2 separate regions of the Homo sapiens genome follow, and region 2 is linked to region 1. Evidence: read pairs that join two places in POLR2A ChIA-PET (ENCODE). Cell type or tissue: MCF 10A. All regions are shown on one strand.

Region 1 (8,000 bases):
CAACACTTTCTTAATGGACCAGACAGCACTCACCAATTTCACAAAGCAAATTGAAGTTGTAAATTAATAACTACATTAAGTTAATGTTTTATGAAGCACTTACTATTTCCTAAGTATTGGGCTAAGCATTTTATTTGCATTCATATCTCATATCTCATTTACTCCTAACAATCCTATAAGGCAGACTGCATAGTTATCTCCATTTTACAGATGGGGGAACTTAGACTAAGAGATTTCAAATAACCTGGGTGACACAGACAGTAAAGGGCAGAGCTCAGTCACAAGACGGAGCAGAAAGGGTGTCAGAGCTTATAAACACCACACGTGCCATCTTCTATTTTCAACAAAGGGTTTACCTAAGACTACGAATATTCAAATGATCGAATTTCTGAAATCGCCCCATGATGTAAATTCCCACAATTATATTAGAATTTCGAAAGCCACCTCCTCTCATTGCCTTATTTCAGAGAAGAATCTAAAACTCTATCATCTTATTCCAAAAGGAAAGGGGAGAATTAACTGCTTCCCTGAACTTCTCTGCCAGTCTTCCTTCAGTTATTTCTGTTTTCCTGCCTCTCATTTGTCTTAAACAACAGCTATTTTGTATTCATTCCGTAATTGTGAGCAGTGGTCCCAAAGGCCCCGTTGTAAGGAACTACAGAATACTGCCAGTGAATACTAGCGAGAAGGAAAAAGCACCGCAAACTTCCAACTCCATTCACAAAAATACCACAGAAATACATAATCGAACAAGCTAACTCCACTGACGGCTTTCCTGAAGCTTCAGCGGTGAAAGACACGAGCCGCCTGTCGCTTATGGAGGGCTGTCGCGGAGCGGGCTGCGATCCCGGAGTGTGGCCCCGCGTCCACGCGCACCTGCCCACCTGCGCGCTCCACCGCGGGGCAGCGGTTCAAGCCGGGAAGCCGCGAGTATTATCAGCTCAGAGGGGAGGGGTTCACAGGAACCGGGCTAGGTCCGAGGCTGCTGACAACTGGTTTACACAAAAGAAAGAAGAAATATAGGAAGTCCCCGCAGCAGTGCATGCCATGCCGACGCCGACGCGGGCGCCCAGCAGTGGGTGGAGGCGGATGCTCCCAGCGCCGGGTGCAAGGTCCCCCGCTGGCTCCCTTTCGCCAATGCGCCCGGCCCGGGACCAAGACACCGCGTCCTGAGCGCCGGCGGCGACCCCAGCTCCCCTCCCCGCGTCCCGCTCCCCGGGAGGACGCGCCGGGCGCCGCGCCGCACCTGTGCCCCACGGGGCGGCCTTGTCCCACCGCCCCTCGGAGGCGATGCTCCGGCCCGAGAGGACAGGCGCGGGCGCTTCCCTCGGGGCAGCGGGGGCAGACCTGGCGTCGCGGGGACGCCCCCAGCGCGTCAGACGCCGCGCGCCCACCTGGGGCCGTCGCCTCGCCACCGGCAACCTCACCTCCCGCCGCAGCCTCCTCTTCCGCCGCCATCGCAGGAGCCACTTGGTCGGCTCCGCAGCCCCGCGGCTGGCAGCATGGAGGAGCCCCGGGCCCGCCCTGCCCCGGCCCAGGCGGCGGCTCTGGAGCAGGGAAGCGGGGACTGGCGGGCCCTGCCGGGTGCCGCGGCGGCCGCCACCGCAGCCCGTAGGCGCGCACGGGACGCCGCCCCGCAGCCCGGCCGGCAGCAGCTACTGAGCATGCGGACTGGAGCCAGCCGCCCGCCGCTCTGGGCGCCGCGGGGCTTCCCGGCGGGAAAGAGACCCGGGCCAAGGGCGGAGTCGCTGCGGACACCGCCCCGCCGAGCCCTCCCGCGAGCAGCAAAGCACTAAAAGGCCAGTTGAGTCCTTCTAGCAACCACCCTATTGAAAACAGGCTTCCATGCTCATAGTAAGCTTTGTCCCAGCATTCCGAAGATTGCAGTTGTTAGACCCTCGGGGCAAAGGTAAAGGATGAATGAAGATAATTGCACGGTGGGTTAGCGGAGGGCACGGGGCTAGGGTTGGGGAGGAGGGTGCTGGACGAGAGACCCTGCTCTTTTCTGCTTAAGGAAGGGCTTAGCTGCAGAGACGAGAGTGTAGATGACAGAGAGAGGGTCCCGAGGAAGCCGTTTTGCCTCCTGGAACGGTTGGGTAAATCCAGAAACAAGATCTTTTGGGCATCACTTGACAGCCCTACATCCTATGGCCACGTGTCTAGAATACACTGGTTTGCTGCCCTCCCACTGGTCCCTAGACCCATTCCTTGGTAATCTAGTAGAAGTAAGTAAAGGAAAGTCACAGTAGAGAAGACACCAAATCAAACTTTGCAACCAGCCTAAAGGTAATAACTTTCCTACAAGGACTCAATTCCAACGTCTTAACCAGCACCTTATGTGTCCTCAGGGCAGTACTTAGGGCCATTGTGAGAGGCTGGGCAGAGGGTTTGGAAGTGTGTTCCCAAGCAGAAGTGGGCATGACAGGAGAAAACTGTTGCAGGCTTAAGCAGGGGCTAGGACTTTAGAGGTAAGGGAGACGTGCTGAAAACTGTGCTGTCCTCAACACACACCAAGACACATCCCTAATCAAAACCAGTCTTGAAACGTCTCATTCCTAGCTTTGACTTGGAACTCCACCCCAAATTCTACCAACACCAACTTCTCCTGGCAGCTAGAAACAGTAATTCCATACAGGGTTTCCCGAATGTGATCAAACCTTGGCTTTCCAGACAAGTGTACACTATTTTGAGGTGGTTTACCAAGGGGTAACAGGTAGAATTAATTAGACCTGGGCTTTAAGATCTGGGTTAAAATGTAAATACTATTCTATACATGGCCTTGCTTACAATGCATTTTCCCCCTTATCGGCTCAGTGAGCCTCACAACCTCTTTCTTAATTCCTGTCTTAGTAGAGAAACAGAAGTTCAGAGATGTCGAGTATTTTGGCCAGGATCACTCAGCTAGTAGATAGTAGAAGCAAGACCATAAAAGTTAGGTCTCCTTCTTAGGAGTTCCTATTGTGGTGTCCAGTAAGCTTGCCTGTGAATCATTGCAGTCCCCGTTTCTTAGAAACGATGATTCACTTCCACCAAAGCCTGAAAGCAAGAGAAGGGGAATCCAGAATCTAAAATACGAAAGCAGGAAGGGTAATAATGCACAAACAAAGCCGACCTACAGCATTCCATGGGGCACAACCCTTTCATTGCTTAATAGGTATTCCCCTTACTGCTCAGGTTTAAAGCCTGCTTGCTCTCTTTTTTTCTTTATGCTCTGGAGCTTTACTTTCTAAGACATGATTTTTTTGTTTTTTAAAGAGTAGCTATATAACCCATAGGATAAGGCAGAGAGACATATAATGTCTTGCCAGATGGATAGGAAGGTAATCTCTCATTTCCAGTGAGTGGTTTTCTCATATTTTCAACTTGGAAAAAAAAATGTGAGAAAGGTGATTGGATGATTTGTATAATAGAATGCTAGAGAATTTGTGTAATAGAATGCACACAGTTCCTTCTGGTCAGCATGGTTCCCCTGCCAAAAGCCCTGGAGCTGCCTTGCTCTCCAGGAATCATTGCTTGCCTTTCACTTAATTTGTTCATTAATTTTCTTTCATTGCTAAGTACTCAGGCAAGAACAAATATTTTAAAGGTGGAACAAATACTCCTTTGTCCATCTGGAATTAGGAACCACGGCCTCACAAGCTGTAAACTCCTGTCCTTTTAGCATTCTGCTGGGATTGTAACAATATAACTTAGATTAGAGAGGAGTCCCTAAAGCCACTTAGATATTGTATTTGGTCCAAGAACAACAACAACAACAACAACAACAACAAAAAACAACAAGATAGAACCCAAACCCAAAACAACAAAAAACCACACCTGCTTCAGAGTGTAATTAAATTGAAGATACTATTTCCAATGATGCATAACAATAAATAACACAGAAGCCAGGAAGGGGAGAGAAGAGGGGGTGGAAAACAACAAGGGGAAAAGAAGGCTGAACATATATTTATTACCATTGGGAACTGTACACTTAAAATGGTAAAGATGGTAAATAAAAAAAAAACATTACATAGGCCGGGCATGGTGGCTCACGCCTGTAATCTCAGCACTTTGGGAGGCCACGGCAGGCGGATCACGAGGTCAGGATGTGCAGACCGTCCTAGCTCACACGGTGAAACCCCGTCTCTACTAAATATACAAAAAATTAGCTGGGTGTGGTGGCGGGCACCTGTAATCCCAGCTACTCGGGAGGCTGAGGCAGGAGAATTGCTTGAACCCAGGAGGGGGAGGTTGCAATGAGCTGAGATCACGCCACTGCACTCCAGCCTGGGTGACAGAGCAAGACTCCATCTCAAATAAATAAATAAATAAATAGCAACTACCCATTATTGATTTCCTAAGTGACTGGGGAAAATAAATTATTAATGTTTAAAACTACCTTTTCTTCCTACCCTGCCCCCAGCATCCTGTGGAGGGTGAATCCTGGGGAAGATGCTTGGATTTGCTGGGCAGATTGATGAGTGCAGTTTGGAGAAACAAGTAGGCCAACACTCTCCCATATGTTTAGAGAGAGAAGAGGATCTATGGTGGGCTTCTGGTATAGGAAAGATGAGCTTGAGCATGGTCTAAGGGAAGGAAAAGCAGAGAGGTAATTGGAGGACAGAGCATTCCTGAGACAGAGAGGGTGGTAAAGGAGGTGGTGCAGCTGCCTTAAGGAGAGGAAATTTGCTATCTTTTTTTAATTTTAATTTTTTTTTTACATAGAGTCTCGCTCTATCGCCCAGGCTGGAGTGTAGTGTGATTTCGGCTCACTGCAACTCTGCCTCCCTGGGTTCAAGCGATTCTCATGCCTCAGCCTCCTGAGTAGCTATGATTACTGGCATGTGCCACCACACACAGCTAAATTTTTTGTATTTTCAGTAGAGACGGGGTTTCACCATGTTGGTCAGGCTGGTCTCGAACTCATGACCTCATGTGATCTGCCTGCCTTAGCCTCCCAAAGTGCTGGGATTACAGGCGTGAGCCACTGCACCTAGCCAGGAAATTTGAGATATCTTAAAGCGGTATTTAGGGAACTTCATTGTGTAATGCAAACCCTCTTACATTATTTCCCTGGAAAATAACAACTTCAGCAAAAGCTGCATTCATTTTCTCAATGCTTTTGGAGTCGTATTTATGTTTTTATTAAAAGTGAAAACATTTTGAGATTGGCCTTAGGTGGAAAGCAGGGCCACCCACAAAAATAGTCATTTAATTAACTTGTTCACATGTATTTATTGAGCACCTGCTGTGTGCCAGGCACTGTTGTAAGCACTGACTTCTGTATTTTACCTACTGTGCATCAGTTACTTTATATATATATATTCTCACAAAAACCAATGAGCAGGTATTAGTTTCTTTTTCTGTTAGCTCAGTGGTTCCCAAAATTCAATGTACATGAGAATGTGCACAATTTTAGACCCACCCCCAGAGACTGATTTAGTAGGTTTGGGGTGAATCACACTAAGTCCTTATTTCAAATGTGCTTCCTAGCTGATTTTGAAAGTTGCTCTGAGTACTCTCATCTAGGAAATACTGCTTTAACTTATCAAAAATCAATTTTCTTAAGCTGGGTTGTTGCAGTATGGTATGTACACCGGGGAAGCAGCGGGGAGAGAAGCAGTATTTCTTAGGGACAGGAATAGCAATATACTAAAATTCTGAGCAAACTGCAAGGAAGGACAAAACTTAGGACAAGAATGAGGGAATAGTTGTGCACACATCTACTTTTATGTGGAGTTGCTTACACTTTTTCCCTTAGGGATTATGCGTTTGTATGTGTGTATAAGCATCAATAACTCAACTGATGTTTACTTTTACAGTTTTTAAACACTCTTAAAGCAGTTATGGTATCCCAAGTCTTCCTCAGTCCTCTCGGTATTATATACAATCATACAAGAGGGTTCTCCAAGTTCTGTTCCTGATTTTTTTACCCAAGAAGACAAAAAGGCTGGATGCGGTGGCTCATGCCTGCAATCCCAGCACTTTGGGAGGCCAAGCGAGCACATCACTGAGGTCAGGAGTTTGAGACCAGCCTGGCCAACATGGTGAAGCCCCGTCTCTACTAAAGATACAAAAATTAGCCAGGCACGGTGGCAGGAACCTAATCACAGCTAGTCGGGAGGCCAAGGCAGAATTGCTTAAACCTGGGAGGTGGAGGTAGCAGTGAGCCAAGACCACGCCATTGCACTCCAGCCTGGGCGACAGAGTGAGACTCCGTCTCAAAAAAAAAAAAAAAAGATATTAGGCTGAGTATTGACAGTTTACTTTTCCTACCATGAGTTTCTCCCTTTTGAAGAGACTTACAAGTCTTCCTGTGTTTAGGAGTTTGATCATGAATGTTAAGAGGTAAAGTAATTCAGATAACTTGATGGTAGTTTAGCAATCTCACCTGAGAAATGTTTAATTTTCATTAGTCAGAGATCATCTTCCCAATTTTGACAAAGCAATTGAGCTAATAGTAATTAGACCACCCCACCCTTGGCTGGATCTTGGGAGGAAATAAGTTGATCAGGGTCCCCATTTCTGATATGAGCTCTAGAGGAGATGGACCAATAGATTATCTACTCTGATGAATAGGATCTGGGAGGAATGGAAAAAGCACTAAAAAGACCAAGGCCTGTTTGTATGATGTCCATCTTCCTGTATGATGTCCAGAGACCCAATCCTGTTCTGTGAAAAATGTTAATGGACCAACCTTCAGTTCCGATGTAGGCAGCAGATCCAACACCACAATCTAGGTGCCGTGGCTTCAGGTAAGAATCATTGCAATAAACCTGTGTGGCATCATCTTGATTACCTTGTAGTTTGTCGAAAGCACCCTAATTTGGTTCTGGTATCATGTGGCCATGTTCTTTAGGTTAGTCTCATCCCAGTAGAAGGGACGTGATGCTTGATTAGTTTTAAATCAATTGCCCATCAGGTACTGGTTTAGGACTACATGGATGGCACAGTCATGGACAATAAGATGTGAGGGTTACTTTGCTTAGAATGCTTCTGGAAAAGATTTTCTTTGCTCTTAAAAAGTGGAGATGCAAGGCCGGGCATGGTGGCTCATGCCTATAATCCCAGCATTTTGGGAGGCCGAGGTGGGCAGATCACCTGGAGTCAGGAGTTTGAGACCAGCCTGGCCAACATGGTGAAACCCTGTCTCTACTAAAAAAAAAAAAATTAAAAAAAAAAAAACAAAACTAAAATTAGCTGGGCGTGATGGCGCACACCTGTAGTCCCAGCTACTTGGGAGGCTGAGGCAGGAGAATCGCTTGAACCCAGGAGGCGAAGGTTGCAGTGAGCCGAGATCGCGCCATTGCACTCCGGCCTGGGCCGCAGAGTGAGACTCTGTTGTTTTTTCTTTTAAAGAAAAAAAAAAAAAGTGGAAATGCAGAAGTATTTCTCTTTTTAAGGCCTTACCTGTTGTGTGAGGATTTGATGCTTAGAGTCTCTGTAGTCATCTAGCTTCTCTGAGAAAACAAGACCAAGGACAAAGCCAACACCCTTGTCATGACAAAGTAGAGAAATGGAAAACAGGGTCTTGCTATGGTTGCCCAGGCTGGCTTCAAGGGATCCTCCTGCCTCAGCCTCCTGAGTAGCTGGGACTACAGGTGCATGCTCTTGGATTCCTTGATGTTTGTGAGATGCTAAAATGACTACTCTGGAAGCTATCTTGTGTCTTATTGTTACATAAGATACTCGCTTTCCTTATCATTGAAGCCATTTTTACTTGTGTTTTCTGTCACTTGTGGTCAAAAGTATGCAAAGTAATAACTCTGGCCCTATCACTCCATGTATACTCCTGAGATCCTAGAAGCATATGAGTTGTCAATGAAGTTAATTTGTCAATGGAGTTCACTCTATGATTTGGAGGAGTAGGGAACACTGGACTTGGGTTCAAGGGCAACTTATTACTTGTGTTTTAGGCAAGTCACAATCACTCAGCCTCATGGTCATCTATAAAATGATGGTAATTATGTAATTACAGAGTAGTTGTAAAAAACAAGTGAAGGCATTTTGTGTACAAATAT
Region 2 (8,000 bases), 53 kb before region 1:
TGCTGCAGTCTATCGGATTTCTAGTGCTAGTTTATTCACTTACTTGGGTTAGTTTCAATGCTATAATTTTTGAGTAGCTAGTTTCCATGAAATGGTGTTCAGTAATAAGGAGGTGAAGTACTAAACTAGTTAAATGAAAGATGTATTTCAGAGAGTGTTGCCAGAGATTAGATCAAAGGCTGTCATGCAATGATTATAACTTAATAATTAACCATAAAGTGTCTCTTGGAGGGAACAGAGAAGGGTGACTAACACTTTTCAGACACTCTTAAATATGACACCTCATTTAGTCTTTACATCTTGAGAGACAGGTATAATCATTTTGACTTTTTACATAGGAAGAAGCTGAGGCTCAGTAAAATTAAGTAACTTGCTGAAGGTCAGGAAGGGAACGCAATCAGTCATAAAGATCCTTACTCTTTCCACACAGCTTTCCATCTCTCTTGGAGTTCTAACTTAGCAGAATCTAATCCCATATCCCAGTGGGGAGAAGGTGTTCAGAAAAAGAGCTTAAAAATATGTGTTTGTTCAAAAAATTAAACATTGTATGGAAAATATCCTCATTTTTGGATACCTGATCATAATTAAGTATTTTGGAGACTGACTTAGAAACGAAGAGAATTTTTCCTCTTTCACATCCAACCACAAATAAGAAGCCTTCTGCAGTCTAGGATTTAAAAAAAAAGTGAATATTTTAAAATATTGTCTGTCTCTTATACACACGCACACACACACACACATTCAGATTCTGAGGAAATTACTGTGGCAATAAAACTAACAGAGTAGTCATGGAGCTAGTAAAATTAATTTTAAGAAATGTTCTTAAGATGCAAACAGATTTATAAAGAGTGTCAAGTTGAAATCCTATTCTAAATTAATGTTTTGGACATGAAAAGTTTGGCTGCAGAATATTTAGTTGAGACATTTCTTAAAAACTAAAATTAGGCCAGGTGCTGTATATGAGCCTAAATACAGCACTAAATGAGCCTATATCCCAGCACTTTGGGAGGCCGAGGCAGGTGGATCTCTTGAGCTCATGAGTTTGAGACCAGCCTGGGCAACACTGGCGAAACCCTGTCTTGACAAAAAATACAAAAATTGGCCGGGCATGGTGGTGCACGCCTCTAGTCCCAGCTACTGAGGAGGCTGAGACGGGAGGATGGCTTGAGCCCGGGAGGTGGAGGGTGCAGTGAGCCGAGATCGCACCACTGCATTCCAGCCTAGGCAACAGAGCCAGACCTTGTCTCAAAAAATAACAATAAAATAAAATTACCTTTACCAAATTCTACTACACTGCATGCAGAACAACAATTGCCTGTGGATGTGTTGAGGTAGAAGGACAGGGCAGAATGAGGACAGGGAAGCAATGAAGACATTATACTGTACACCTTGTTATAGTTTTTGAATAATAAAAAGGCATCACTCATTCTAAACTAATGTGTCAGCTACTCTCATAAGGTCTACCCAGCAAATCCCATGAAGCAGCCTGCATGGAAGCGGGTACATATGGCACATAGGAAGAGTCTGGCACTCTTGCTGGGCATGCTCTGCAGGGCAGAAGCAGGGTTCCATGAAGGTACGACTGACGAGCATGTACAGATTGGTGAGAAAGCTTCGAAAGCAAATCGTACATTTTGCCACCTTCAAAAATCCTTTTTATCCACACAATATCCTTTCTATCCCTGCCAGAAATGCTATATTTAAATTCAGCTGTTCAAATAAAAGAGTGGCTTTTTTTAATTAAAGGAAAAATGGACAAAAATGTGTATGAAGAATCCTTCTATTTAATTTGACTATGGCTTAAAACCTAGTAGTCACACAGCACATGACCAAGACATTTATCACCTCCGAGGGCATGAGAAGCAAATCACATGATCACAGTTTCCCCTCTAGACCGGTGAATCTGAAAAGCCATGCACAGGAATGATGAGGACGGAAATGTCAAAGCACTAACAACTCTAAGTAAGCAGTGACTGGCCTCCGAGAAGAACAGGATCCTGAGGGAACAGGATGCCAGGCAGACGGCTTTGAAGGAGGTGGTGATCATGGGGGAGTAGATCCTATGTGTGAGAGATGGGTAGTATAAAATGCTTAGCACTGAATACAAGCTTTGCTCCATAGTGTGGAAAGTGCCTATCCTCTGTCTCTACTTTCATTAACACAAACTAGTAATGCATGGCTACTTCTCTATTTTAAACTTCTATATTAAAGGAAATACGGTGTAATATGGAGTCCCATATGTTTAGAACAGGAAGCAAATGGAAGAAAATCTGCCTCCTATTCAAACAGCAATGAAAGCACATACACAACTTAGACAAATATATCTTTAGTTACCTTAAGGATTAAATGTCTGAGCTCATTATCCTGAAGAAATGATGGTCTATAATTACTTCCCACATAAGAATTTGTCAAGCCTAAAAAGAAAGGCATCAAGAGTTATTGGAAATATAGTAGAGAGGGCAAAATGCTTAATGAACATTAGCAATGCTGCTGCTGCTGGTATTTGCTCTTTGGCACATTCTAAGACATTTTCTGTAATCATTTTTTTTTTCATTTTCATTTAATTTAATTATTTATTTTTGAGACAGAGTCTTACTCTGTTGCCCAGGCTGGAGTGCGGTCGCGCAATCTCAGCTCACTGCAACCTCCACCTCCTGAGTTCAAGTGATTCTCGTGCCTCAGCCTCCTGAATAGCTGGGATTATAGGCGCATGCCACCACGCCCAGCTAATTTTTATATTTTTATTAGAGACAAGTTTTCACTATGTTGGCCAGGCTGGTCTTGAACTCCTGGCCTCAAGCAATCCACTCACCTCAGCCTCCCAAAGTGCTGGGATTACAGGAGTGAGCCACTACGCCCAGCTAATCATTTTCTTTCTTCATTATCACTTGATTAAAATTTCTTTCTTTTAGATTGTGAATTCTTGGAACTACTTATTCCTTTATATTCAAATATGCACATTAAGAGCTATATATAAAAACATTATAATAAAATGTACATGAAATAAAATTCAAGGATTGATATGCAGTAGTCCCCCGTTAGCTGTGGTTTCAGTTACCTGTGGTCCACCATGGCCTGCAAACAGGTGAGCACAATACAATAAGATATTTTGAGAGAGCCAAAGACAGAACATATAACATTTTTACAGTATATTGCTATAATTATCCTAGTTTATTATTGATGTTAATCTCTTAATATGCCTGATTTATAAGTTAAACTTTATCATAGGTATATGTGCATAGGAAAAAAGTACTATGCCTAGGGTTCAGCACTACCCACGGTTTCAGGCATCCACCAGGGTCTTGGAATGTATGCCCCTATGGATAAGGGGGGACCACTACAGTTATTTAGATAATGTCTTAGCTAATTAAAATTTATCATATGAGTTACCTTGAATGGGGGTATTCTGGAATTCTAAACAAATGTTACGGATTCATGAGATTTTCCAGTAAGAAAATCCTTTAATGGCAATATAGAGACCTCTATTCTGATAATACACAGATTATTTTAAAAATGTATAAAATATAAATGAAATAATTAATTTTCAGCCCTTAGCACTGAGTTATATTAAAATGAAAGTCTCTAAAGCAGCTGAAGAGCTTGCAAAATGATGAGGAATTATCAGGCCAAAACCAAGGGAAATGTTTGACCTGGGAGGAGTAAGGGAATCCACCAACCCAGATTCGCAAAGCCCTTCATGGCCACAAGGGGGCGTATGACACAGACGACAAAGCCAAGCAAGCCATCCCCAGGGCAAGGATGATTCAGAAGTAAGTCAATTTTCCCTTCCTTATATTCCCCAACCTTCTTGACTCCTATCCCTTCTTCCTGGGTACTGTAAGAGAAGTTGCTTTTGCAGGGGAAAGGTGGGGTAACATCCTTAGACATTTTAACCACACATTGGCCCTCGGACGGATCTGTGGCCCAAACTCACCAATGAACTAAGTGGTGGTGGTGGTGGCAAAGTAAGTGGGCAGGGCAGAAAGACAAAATGCCTCATGCTATGATTCAGTACAGTTTTCTCAGACTCGTAGCACTCTTAAGAGCCTGGCATAGGGAAAAGAAAATCTCTTCTGTTGGAATCTATCTTCATCCTAGGGCTCAGGGAATTCTCCCAATGACTTCTTGCTAATATTACTACACAGCAGCTTGGGAGGGAGCTGAGGAAGGAATGAAGAACGCAGACTCTGAGTGCTAGGTCAGGGAACAGCAGTAAACTGATTTTGAGCAAGATAATGACATTTCAGGTCTGGCCTGCAGCAAGGTTGGCAGAGCATACCAGGCAGAAGTGGGCTGGGAAACCCCGTCGGTGTACATCAGCCATCACAGGCGAGCCCTGACTCGGTGAGTGAGTGGGGATGTGCTCGAGAGAAAATGAGGGCAGTGAGAGCAGCACTGAGGCATGGTAGAGGCTGGCCAGTAAATGCATGCCATGGTGTTCTGCACACTTGTCCACACATTGGCTCTCAGAGTTCCCATGGCAAAAACCAACGAGGCAACATGATCACTTACTTTTTTCACAATGTTCATTGGGTTAAAAAAAAATCAAAATGACAGTAACAATTCCTCTTCCTCTTCTGACCCCATCCCCACCATTTGAACACTGTGCTGTACTCTACATGCATTACTCTTTACTCTTAACAATAGTCCCAGGAGGCAAATGCATCCCTATCTCACAGATGTGAAAACTGAGGATTAGAATGTCAAATAACTTGAGTAAGTCACATAGCTATAAAGGGAGGAAGCCAGGATTTGAACCACAAGGTCTGCCTTCAGGACGCATGCGTGTGAACCACTGTGCTTCACTGCCCCGCCTGGTAATCAGATTGCAGACACAGGACCTCATGCTGCAGAGCAGGGCTACTCTAAATGTGGTCTGCAGACCAATGTCATCAGCAAACTGTGGTGAGATCAAGTGCAGAATTTAAGAAGTATTTAGAGGCTTTTATAAAAACATAACATTGCTGTGACAGCCAAACCCATGATCATTTTTCCATAATTAACTGTATTTTACAATGAACTAGTGGTGGATGGGGGGAACACCTGTTCTTCATCCAGATCGTTTAAAAAGCACTGCTGTAGAGTATAGTGAAAAAAATCACATCACCATCCTTCTGCCTTTAACCTAATTATGCTATGGACCAAAATAACATGATCCACAGGCAGCCCTCTGTTGATCTGGCTTCTAAGTTTTTGCCGAGCAAGTGTGGGGATGCTGTGACAATACCCTGGAATGCAGATCCAGTTGCCTTAAATCATCTTGCTTGTGAGCAGCACTGACCGAAGGATCTGGTCAGACTGCGGGGATGAGTACTTAACCATGTCACTTCTGTTCAGCAGAGCTGAGGCAAAATCTACGCCCTGTTCCAAGGAATCTCCTCTGGACTCACCTCCTCCCTGCTGAGCTTTCACAGCCTCCCCTCTCACTCGAACCACTGCTGTAACATTCATCGCACCAGACTCTGACGATCTCTTCCTAAGTCAGTCTTCCTAGTCAGACCACAAACCCTTAAAGGGCAGAGATCTTGCCTCATTAATTTTTATATTCTCAGCACAGAACAGGAATGCGGTTGATGCTCAGATCATGTTTTGTTGAACTAGTCGACTGATTCATGGCTTTTCCCTTAGGTCTTCCTCCCTTAGGACACTGCTAATGTGAAAATACTCAGCTAATTTCAGGGTTGCAATCAAATGACCTCAGTTGAGCCTGTAAATTTTCATTGCTGAAGGATTTAAGGAAAATATTGCAAGCCTCAGCTGTGGGTAAAAGAGAAGCTTATTTCACAACAGACTGTTATGAAAATAAGATCTCCCATCATGCTCCCAACAGGAAGCACCAGGAGTCTAGGTGAGTGCTGCTCTCCTCTTAGCCACCTTAACTTGACTTGACCATACCTTGCATGGTGCCCAGATAATTTCCATTACCCTGAAATATATTTTCCTTTTCCTGGCAGTGTTTGAGATCTAAACTAAGACCCTTGGTCATCCTTTGCTCACTCCCTTTTTATGATTTTTGAGCCAAATTTCACTATAATCTTCTAGATCTTTACAAATCTGAACTTGCAGAGTCTCCTCTGGAGTCTTCAGCTTGCTGCTTGGCCAGGTCTTATCTTTTCAGTGCAAATTTACATCATCGGCATTGGTAAATCGAAAACTCTATTCCACTTCACCCAAGTTGGACTGGGGCTATTCCCAAAACAGGGGTGATTTCTACCGCACATGTTGACATGGTTTGGCTCTGTGTCCCCGCCCAAATCTCATGTCGAATAATAATCCCCAGTGCTGGAGGTGGGGCCTGGTGGGAGGTGACTGGATCATGCTTGTGGATTTTCCCCTTGATACTGTGTCACAATAGTGAGTTCTCATGAGATCTGGTTGTTGAAAGTGTGTGGCACCTCCCCTACCCTCTCTTGGTCCTGCTCCTGCCATGTAAGATGCCGGCTCCCACTTTGCCTTCTGCCATGAGTGAAAGCTCCCTGAGGCCTCCCCAGAAGCAGAAGCCACCATGCTTCCTGCACAGCCTGTGGAACCGGGAGCCAATTAAACTTCTTTTCATTATAAATTACCCAGTCTCAGGTATTCCTTCATAGCAATGCAAGAATGGACTAATACACAGGTACACATATACATTTATTACACTTTGATTTAAAATTCAAGCTCAAGTTGGGGAATTGCTAAAGCCAGAAATGATCACCCACACACCAAGAGGCAGTGGCAAGGACCTCCTTCCCCCAGTGTCTCACATATTTGAGGATACTCTGAATGGCAACATGTGATGCATTATAAGGTACTACTCGTAAATCTGAATGAAGCTTTAAGAGAAACTGCAGAGTTTAAGGAAGTTTTCTTTTTGAAGGATAGAAATCTCTCAATAACTTAATAATTAATACTATACTTCAGAACTTTTTTTTTTTTCTGAGACAGGCTGTCACCCAGGCTGGAGTGCAGTGGCATGATTACTGCTCACTGCAACCTCCACCTCCCAGGCTCAAGCGATCCTCCCACCTCAGCCTCCCAGGTAGCTGGGACTACAAGCACGCAAGACCACACTTGGCTAATTTTTGCATTTTTTTGCCCAGGCTTGTTTCGAAATCTGGACTCAAGCCATCCGCCCACCTCAGCCTCCCAAAGTACGGGGATTACAAGCATGAGCCACCACGCCCAGCTCAACTTCAGAACTTCTAAAGAATTGAGAGGTATGAAAGGCAGGTGATATTCTCTTCATAATATATGTGAAGAAGAAATGTAAATACCTTTCAAGGTTGTATAGTGAGCTTGAGAAAAAGCTTTTATCAGAACCAAGTTTTCTGACATCCAATTCAGTATTCTCTCCACATACAGACTATAGACAAATGCCAGTGAATACCTCTAAAGCTGAAAGACACATCTGGATAGAACCTCAACAGCTGACAGCAAAGCGAACCAATCAGAGACCTCAGTGACAGAGCAGATTTCACTTATCGAAGTGTGGAAGCCATCGTCAAACTCACCTTTTAAAGATCTCAAGTGTTGAACAGCCATTCTTAAAACTGTAAGTTTGTCCAGTTTACGCGCCATGGGGTTGCACTGAGGGATCATTGCAGACAGTTCTTCAATCAGGTTATTCATTTTATCTCTCCTCCGCTTTTCAGTTTGGCTATGAGCTTCTCTAAGAGGGAAAAGGAACTTCCTTTATATTTAACATTCAGCAGACCCCCAGTCACCCCCGTGTTGCTCACTGGAGCAGATGCTGAGCCCAGCAGGCACACACTGTTCTTCCTCCCCACTTGGGCCCTGCAGTTGTCAGTGAGGGAAGAGGAAAGCGCTGCTGAGACCAGGAACAGCATTCATAAAACTCGCTGCCCTTGGTCAGTCCCTCCCTACCTCATTTTCTGAAATATTTAAAAACAAAGACATCTGTCTGAGAGCCCAGGTGGTTTTTCCACCTGTTTCCAATATTAGAGAAGAGATGGGTGCCCTTCTGTTCAAAGCTAACTATTCTCTGGTATTTGCATAAATAG

The links. ChIA-PET counts read pairs that join two places held together with the same protein. Peaks named below come from ENCODE experiments on the same cell type or tissue, not always from the same donor. Only the 100,000 strongest peaks of a DNase experiment are listed, where the experiment ranks them.
Region 2: POLR2A ChIA-PET joins it to region 1 with 11 read pairs; 5 of 35 experiments call an interaction of 5 or more read pairs at or near these places.

What each region holds. Positions count from the first base shown.
Region 1 is chr12:27,326,531-27,334,530 of GRCh38, reverse strand. It overlaps BMAL2 (basic helix-loop-helix ARNT like 2), which reads right to left and starts at 1,695. Exons shown (of 17, transcript NM_020183.6): 1 at 1,428-1,695. The coding sequence starts at 1,458. LOC124902906 (a long non-coding RNA gene) reads left to right here and starts at 1,734. Exons shown (of 2, transcript XR_007063255.1): 1 at 1,734-1,909; 2 at 6,559-6,768. RefSeq lists silencers at 1,202-1,321, 1,342-1,811. In MCF 10A, no CTCF peak of the experiment used is centred here; a DNase peak (open chromatin) is centred at 3,040.
Region 2 is chr12:27,379,895-27,387,894 of GRCh38, reverse strand. It overlaps BMAL2 (basic helix-loop-helix ARNT like 2), which reads right to left. Exons shown (of 17, transcript NM_020183.6): 5 at 7,491-7,648; 6 at 2,335-2,414; 7 at 575-667. Among named protein-coding and RNA genes, the nearest start is that of BMAL2, 51 kb to the right of the region's middle. In MCF 10A, a CTCF peak has its summit at 3,726 (motif pointing right); a DNase peak (open chromatin) is centred at 3,724.